Regions from separate parts of the Homo sapiens genome. Here all the other regions are linked to region 3. A link is a contact called in ENCODE Hi-C data. All regions are on one chromosome and are shown on one strand. Each heading gives the region's core, a stretch centred on a gene start or an enhancer-like site at or near the end of the contact. The rest is flanking DNA. Distances are from core to core; before and after follow the strand shown. Region 1 has its middle 88 kb from the start of TRIM2. Region 2 overlaps FHIP1A (FHF complex subunit HOOK interacting protein 1A). Region 3 overlaps FBXW7 (F-box and WD repeat domain containing 7).

Region 1 (2,700 bases), core at 57-2,556, 720 kb after region 3:
TAGGTATTTCAGGGGCATCTGAAATTTAACATTTCCTAAATGTCACCCTTGATCTCCCCAACCCCCTCCCCACCACCCAACTGGTTCCCTCCATCGGTCCTCAGAAAATGGTGCCACCATCTCACTTGCAGTCATGCCCAACAGCTAGCATAGTCCTTGTGGGAGTGTCTCTGGAGATAAAGTCATAGACCGGGAAATGCTGTGCCAAAAGGCGTGTGCCACTTCTTAAAAGTATAGAGAGCTCTGATGCCCATTCACCACAATAACAAACGAGGCTTTGAAGCTCCTGACGTTATCGTCTCTGAAACTGTGAGGATTTTTTTTTAACTGGGTAGTTTGCTTTGCCTGGAACTCTTCCCTCCTCTGAGGCGTTGGTGAGTCAGCTGGGGCTCGTAGATATAAGCAATGGACACCAAGCTCTGGGTGTTACAAGTAGAAAAAATGGACTGAAAGAGTACTGGGTAGCTCACAGGGCCACTGGGAAGACTGAAAAACTGCGGGACTAAAGGGAGCCCTGAGGTCAGCCCCAACCAAAACCATACCCTAGAACCTGTGCACACCAGACTCTGGACGTCATCACTGCCTGCTGCCATCGTTGTCACTGCCTGAAAAACAGCCTCCTCCTCTCATCCCTGACTCTGCTTCACTAGGGTCGGTGCCTGTGCCCTGGCTTCCCAGGAGGGGGAAAGGCAATGGGCCATTTTGACTGCACCCTTAAGACTTATCAGGTGTCACTCTGGGTGGCTGCAGAGGTGACGGCCGCCCATGGTGCTCATCCTGAGGGTCCGCAGCTCTCATTGCTGTTCAGCAAGACAACACTGGACCTGTTGGCTGTTACAGACTCTGGGGCTTTGGGAAGGGAACGTGAATGGAGCAGGGGAGGGAGGCAGGGTGGCACAATGTTTAATTATGCCATTCCAAAGTTCTGGCCACCAGTCTGTCCTGTCTGTCTGTCCTGCTAGCAAGTTCTGCATGTGGCATGTCAGCGGCCATCTTCATGTTCCTGCTGGGCCTCTTCTTTGATGTCATAACTATGAATATGTTGCCCACATTTTGTCCCCTTTTTATAGAAAGGCTCCAAGCACTTTGCAAACATTAGTAAGTGATTAGTCATCAGTACACAGTTGTTAATAAATCAGGGACTTTCTCAGCTGGATTCCTCCTGTTTTTCTCCCTCTGCCCATCAAGATGGGAGGTGGGGTGGTAGGGGGGAGAAAGACTGGACTCCTTTTTCTTAAGCACTGCCTTACCATTTCTCTACCAACCCTGGCACTTGCAGTGGAAACTTGCCGCTTCCGTTTTTAGCCACAGAGGTAATCTACTTTCATTTTGGCGACTAGGCTGGTATTTTTTTCCACGAAGCTGGGTGATGAGCCTTGCCCTGGTTTCTGAGGTTTCATGTTCACCAGCAGTAAGCCAGGCCTCCTTTTTCCCCTGGTTTCTTTTCTTTTCTTTTTTTTTTTAAAGAAGAGGAAACCAAGGCAAGTATTTAGTGAAGGTGGCCAAGACGCTGGAGCTGCTGTTCTCAGAGCGCAGTCTGCAGGCCAGCACATTAGCAACATCTGAAGTGCACATTAAAATAACTCCATCGCCACCTCCCAAATCAGCCCACCTCCCCCACTTCCCTCCACCCCACCTCCATCCACCCCACCTCCATCCACCAAATCAGTGTCTTTGGCATTAAAACCAAAGAAATTGCAGTTTTATTAAGTTCGCAGATGACACTCTAATTTAAAAACCACTAGTTCAGAGTAGACGTAGGCATCAGAGCAGTGACATGATTTGAAGCCACAGGCCTCAGTCTATGCACCTGCAAGGTAAGTGATGAGCAAATGAATGCAATAGGCAGCACGTGGACACTTTTGGGGGTGCCTATCCATTATACAAGTTTGTTTTTGTTTTTTTGAGAAAGGGTTTCATTGTGTCACCCAGGATGGAATGCAGTGGCAGGATCTCAGCTCACTGCAACCTCCACCTCCCAGACTCAAGCAATCCTCCCACCTTAGCCTCCTGAGTAGCTGGGACCACAAGTGCATGCCACCACACCCGGCTAATTTTTGTATTTTTTATATAGACAAGGTCTCGCTATGTTGCCCAGGCTGGACTTGAACTCCTGGACTCATGTTATCTGCCTCTCTTGGCCTCCCAAAGTGCTAGGGTTACAGGCATGAGCCACCCCGCCCAGCCTCCATTTCACAAGTATTTGAATGACTGCCTACTATGTGCAAAATATATGCCAGAAAATAATCAGGAAATTTTCCATCTATAAATTGCATTAGATAGATAGATAGACAGATAGATAGATAGATAGATAGATAGATAGATAGATAGATAGATAGATGATAGATAGATAGATGATAGATAGATAGACAGACAGATGATAGATAAACATAAACATTAGCCCTACTGTTTTCTGTCTTCTAAGATAAGGGAGCTGAATAGATGGAGCTGAAGGGTCTTCTAGTTCCAATTTCCTACAATTTATGAAGTGGTTGGAATTAGCCCTGACCACTTCCTAGACACTCTTAAAAAAAAAAAAAAAAAGACTTCAAACACACACAAAAAAGCACTAAAAAACAAAAACAGAAACAAAACACAGATGCCCATGTTTCGACCTCCAACATTGAACACATTTTAACATTTTTCAATCAATCTAAATCTTTATAGATACAGTTGAAGTCCTCACTTTCAACCCATTTA
Region 2 (2,700 bases), core at 143-2,642, 860 kb before region 3:
TCACCATTGCACTCCAGCCTGGGTGGCAGAGGGAGACTCTGTCTAAAAAAAAAAAAAAAAAAAAAAAATACAGTGGACGTTCTCTTAACCAATCTATGTGGTTCCCTGGTTTACCAGTGCTTTCCATTCTCTCTGGAAAGTACATTGACTCTCATGCCCACTCCCTGCTGAGTGCCCTGTCTGGTAGGCTATTTCCCATGTGTGCTCAAGGTTCCAAACATTTCCTCCCACTGCTGAGTTGTGTGCATTGTTACAGTAATTACATAGTTTCATTAAATAACAAGTATACTGATGAAATATGTGTGTGAAAAGGAAATTGTTTATTTTGATGAAGTTGAATTAATTGGAAAGACTAAAGGCAACTTGCCATAAGATATTGGTGTCAAATTGGATGTGGAAGAGAGAACTCTAAATGATTGGCAAAGATGTTTAAAATATGGAAGGATTCTGCACTGAATTGATTCATACTGAGGTTCTTCTCAACTTCAAGTAACCTAAATGGGAAGTTAGGTTTATGCAAGAAAGACAACTTTGACCTTCAATCAGCAGACCTGTACTTAAAGAAATAGCCTTGGCCTATGTGAAAATGCTGGCAAATAAATTTGCTTTTTTAAGTTTCATGATTAAATATTTAAGATAGGAACATATGTGTCATTTTTTAAAATGATTATGTACCTTAAATGGTATTTTCTCTTAATCTACAAACCATCATCCCAGTTGCAATAGAGTTTCTGTAGTTCCATCCCACAGAGCTATATTGCTAATAAAATAGAGTAGTTGACCAAGACTAGCCTGCAGCCAACTTGGGAAGAGGATCTCTTTTTACAGAAAACAGTGCTTTCAAAAGCGGACTATCCAGAAATACCTCATATATTTTTTTAAGTTTGATCCTTTCACTTTATACCTTAGTTCTACCTAGTTTTAGCTTTTCAAATACTTAAATATAAGTAAGTATACATTTCATAAAATGGTAAAATCGACATTTTATCTTCCTGTGAAAAATTTCTCATTAAGTGGTGCTTATTCAATATAAAGTGATTCATTTTTAAGCTCAAAGGTGTTCAGAATACTCTACAGCAGTAAAATTGGGTATAATAAACTATCCTTACTTCAGACATGAACTGATAAAGAGTTTCTTATATAAAATCCTAGTGGTAAAAATAAGTTTAGAAAATAAAAAATATTAACAGTCAGCTTATATGGCCAAATCTTTGTTCTGCTCCCATTGTATTTTCTGGGTGTGTTTTGCTCTCCTGAGTCAGGCAGCTGCTTTGCTGCTTAGGTTATTCCCAGACTTCTCAGGGCTCCAGGAGCATGAGCTTCTATGGCTTCCTGGTCCAATGTTCCCCCGAGGCAGTGATGTTGAAGGTAGAACAGACAAGACAACTTGGATAAACAACTACATAAAAATTTTCCTTATCTTGACTTTGGCTCCAGTCCATGAGTGAGACACAGTAGAATAATATCCTCGTGCTTTTTGAGTATGTACGTACCTCCTAAAGCTAACCAGTGAGTCATCAGCAGACTACTTGATGAAGCTAGTGTTGTTACTTTTCTCTAGGGTGTTCATCTCTTCCCATTAAGGACTTTTTTTAAGATATGCTACACTAGTTTTTAGACCCTCTCTTGCATTAGTAACAAAAAGACTAGAGATCATTGTTTATTACCTGTGATGGTAAGTACCCAGGAATATTTGTTGAATGAATGAACTGGTTTGCCAGTCTCAACAGACTTGTATTTGCTAATAACCCTGAGTGAAGAGGGACATTATCAGTTAGGTTAATAAAGCATTAAGTTGAGAGTGGGAATGTTAATGCAGGCATAATGGAGTAAAATTGCCTGGCCTGAGCTGGTAATTGGAGTTTAGCCACTGCATATACATTTTTACAGTCCTTTATGTTTCTTTCTCTTTTCCATCACGAGAGCTCATTCTTTTGAGACTCATGTCTGTGTCATCAACATCCAATAATATTCATTAAGCTCCTGCATGCCAAGTACTGCTGGGTTTCGTCCCTTTTAATGAGTGTGACGTTTAAGTTGAAGGATAGGCTTTTATGCAACACTGCTTTGTCCTGGAAGGAGTAATCTGTGAGTACACATGATTTTGGCACACTGTTTTCCTCAGTTCAGTGAGCTAATTAGATCAATCACATATTTTTGTTGGCAAGCTCTGGCTGCTTCTTTAAAACAAGGGGTAAATCAGTGTGCCTTTATGCTGGGAGATGTTATCAGACCTGGGCTCTGTCGGTAGTAGCCATTAGTGGGTTCTTTTATCTTGATTTTGTAAATAGTTGCTCCTTTACACAATAGATGTTCATGCTCCATGATTCCTTGCTAATTACACTTTTGTCACTTACTACAGTACGCCTTTTCGGTCATCAAGCATTGCTTATGCAGAGTACAATTGAGACAGCCAAGTAAAAAGGGGTCCCTGGAGAATCTCTGACTGGCCTGTGCACTGGGAGGATGGGTTGGAGCCTTGGGAAGTTCACACCATTTGCAGTGGGGAGGAGCCTGGCCTCTCCTTTCCTGTTAAGAGGAACCTCTCTCACTTTGTTGAGAGGTTTTCTTTTTTTTCTTTTTTGCCCAGTAAATTCTGTTCCCCTTCACCCTTCAAAGTGTGTGTGTGGCTAACTTTTCCTGGTTGTGTGACGAGAACCCAGTTTTTTCTACAACACAGTGTTGTGTGTGTGGTGCTCT
Region 3 (2,700 bases), core at 93-2,592:
GCTAGCTGCTTGTTAAAAAAAAAGCAAAAACAAAAACCCTAGGTATCCCACATATTATCTGACAGTGCACATAATTACTGTTGAGTGTATACTCCAAATTCTGAGCAAGACATACTATACTAAAACACAAAGTAGGAGAGAAAGACAAGCACATATTAAATATATTTAAATATATGGAAAGCCGCTCTATCTATAAGGTGCTATATGGCCCTCTAGTGTTCAGTGAAGAAACAGATAAATTCTTAAGGAATTGTGTGCTTTTGATATGATGTTTCACAGTAAAAAAAAAAATAATACTTTATAAAATTTTCTATGTATGCTAAACATACTAATATATGATTTTTACAAAAACCTAAATATTTTATATCTTTTGTGATTTTACATCTTTGTGCTTTCTTTTGAATTACTATCCATATTAGAATATCCAGTGAAAGAATTCTGAAATGTTCTTAAAATTTTTCCCACAAATAATTGTAATGCTAAATGAAAAAAAATAGCATTTTAAGAACTAGACAATACTGAATCTAAGGCAAATTTCAAAGAAAAAACAAAAGAATGGGGTCGTGTCTACGAACTAAGTATTTAAACATACCTAATCACAATTCCCTAACCATATTTTCTTTTCTCTGTATTCTACTTCTGATCCATCCAACTTGATTCTTTTTATCATATTAATTTATAGAAAATAGAGATTAATTAAATACACAAAATTATGTCTCTCAGAAGAGAGGCCAAAGATAGAATTGAGATTTCAGGACAAGAGTCAAAGTAAAAGTAGACCCACAAGCAGAAAAGAATCTCACTAATAAGATTGATAAAATTGTAACCACTGGCCAAATGTTTGAAAAATTGATAATACTGTTTAAAGTTGGTGAAATAATAATTTCAAAAGGAACTTACATTTGTTATTATGTTTAAAATATATATATCTTACATTTACTGTTTATATATTGGGGTTTTGTCAGGACAGAGGTGGGAACTGAAATATAAGCAAGATACAAAATTTATCCCCAGCTTTTTCACTCACTTACTAGCGTTAAGCAATTAACATTTTCAAGCTAAACCTTTAGAAGCTACAGGAGGACTCTGTGAAGATTCTATACTTGGCACCAACATCAATCCTTCAAATGTCAAGGAAAGGTAAATTGCCTATGGCATGGAAATTCTGCAAACAACCTTCAAAGTACCACAGAGTCATCTACTAAACCATTAAGAAATAGGATAGAAGGACTCTTAGCAAACTAGGAATAGAGGGGAGGAACTTTCTCAACTTGATAAAGACTACCTATAAAAAGCCTACAGCTAACATCACACTTAAGGATGGAAACTCAAAGCTGTCCTACTAAGATCAGACACAAGGCAAGAATGTCCTCTTTAACCACTGCTTTTCAACATCATAGGGGAAGTCCTAGTTAAAGCACAAAGACAAGAAAAGGAAGTAAAAGATAAAGAGATTAAGAAAGAGGAAATAACACTGTCTTTTTTGGCACATGACATGACCCTCTACATAGAAAATCCTAAAAAATTGACCAAAAAAAAGCAATTATAGCAAGGTTGCAAGATATAAGATTAATATATAATAAGTCAATTATTTTCCTACACACCAGCAATGAAAAAGTGAAATCTGAAATGACAAATACAGTATCATTTACATTAGCAGCCCCCTGAAATAAAATATTTAGGGATGAATCTAATAAAATATGTATAAGATCTACATAATGAAAACTATAAAACTCTGATAAAAAATCAAAGAAGAACTAAATAAATGGAGATATATTCCATGTTCTTGCACAGGAAGACTCAATACTGTCAAGATGTCAGTCCTTGCCAATCTCATCTATAGTTTCAAAGCAATACCAATCAAAATCCCAGCAAGTAACAGATATCAACGAACTGATTCTAAAACTTATATGGAGAGGCAAAAGACCCAGAATAGCCAAAACGATACTGAAGGAGAGGAATGAAGCTGGGAGATAGACACTCTCCAACTTCAAGGCTTACTATAAAGCTACAGTAACCAAGACAGTGTGGTATTGGTGAAAGAATTAAAAGTAGATGAATGGAACAGAATAGAGAGACCAGAATATGGTACAGTGATCTTTGACAATGGAACAAAGGCAGTACAATGTAGAAAAGCTAGTCTTTTCCGCAAATGGTGCTGAACCACCGAACATCCACATGCAAATAAATGAATCTAAACAAAGGCCTTACAACCTTCACAAAATTAACTCAAAATGGATCATAGACATAAATGTAAAGTGCAGAACTATAAAACTCTTAGAAGATAACATAAGAGAAAACCTAAATGGCCTTGGGTATAGACATGACTTTTTGCTGGGGTAGAGTGGTATGATCTTGGCTCACCACATCCTTGATGTCCCAGGCTCAAGCAATCCTCCAACCTCAGCCTCTCGGGTTGCTAAGATCACAGGAACGCACCACCATGCCTGGCTAATTTTGTGCATTTTTTTTTTTTAAGGAGGAGGTCTCAGTATGTTGCCCAGGCTGGTCTCAAACTCCTGGGCTCAAGCGATCCTCCCACCTCAGCCTGCCAAAGTGCTGGGATTATAGGTGTGAGCCATGGCACCCAGCCGGAAATGACATTTTAGATACAACAATACAATACTAACAGCATGATACATGAAAGAAATAATTCATAAGCTGGACTCTACTAAAATAGGAATGTCAGCTCTCTGAAAG

What was found. Hi-C counts contacts between places; a loop is a spot of excess contacts on that map. Pooled maps may share reads with other maps.
Region 1: a map with no recorded cell type shows a loop between it and region 3 (2.3-fold over the local background). The contact joins two enhancer-like sites. A Hi-C loop is called at or near these places in 4 of 168 maps with a recorded cell type or tissue (A673, CD4-positive, alpha-beta memory T cell, PC-9 and 1 more), 4 of 37 single-sample maps with no recorded cell type and 12 of 50 pooled maps.
Region 2: a loop to region 3 is called in a map of HCT116, with 2.6 times the contacts of the local background. The contact joins two enhancer-like sites. A Hi-C loop is called at or near these places in 3 of 168 maps with a recorded cell type or tissue (HCT116 and heart left ventricle) and 8 of 50 pooled maps.

The regions. Positions count from the first base shown.
Region 1 is chr4:153,114,690-153,117,389 of GRCh38, forward strand. No RefSeq gene overlaps it. Among named protein-coding and RNA genes, the nearest start is that of TRIM2, 88 kb to the right of the region's middle. Within about 2 kb of position 1,307, at least 16 of the 41 ENCODE cell types and tissues checked have a DNase peak (open chromatin) inside an H3K27ac peak, as active enhancers do.
Region 2 is chr4:151,539,519-151,542,218 of GRCh38, forward strand. All of the region lies in intron 3 of FHIP1A (FHF complex subunit HOOK interacting protein 1A), which reads left to right. Among named protein-coding and RNA genes, the nearest start is that of FHIP1A, 130 kb to the left of the region's middle. Within about 2 kb of position 1,393, at least 10 of the 41 ENCODE cell types and tissues checked have a DNase peak (open chromatin) inside an H3K27ac peak, as active enhancers do.
Region 3 is chr4:152,398,054-152,400,753 of GRCh38, forward strand. The region is part of intron 4 of FBXW7 (F-box and WD repeat domain containing 7); the gene reads right to left. Among named protein-coding and RNA genes, the nearest start is that of FBXW7-AS1, 62 kb to the left of the region's middle. Within about 2 kb of position 1,343, at least 2 of the 41 ENCODE cell types and tissues checked have a DNase peak (open chromatin) inside an H3K27ac peak, as active enhancers do.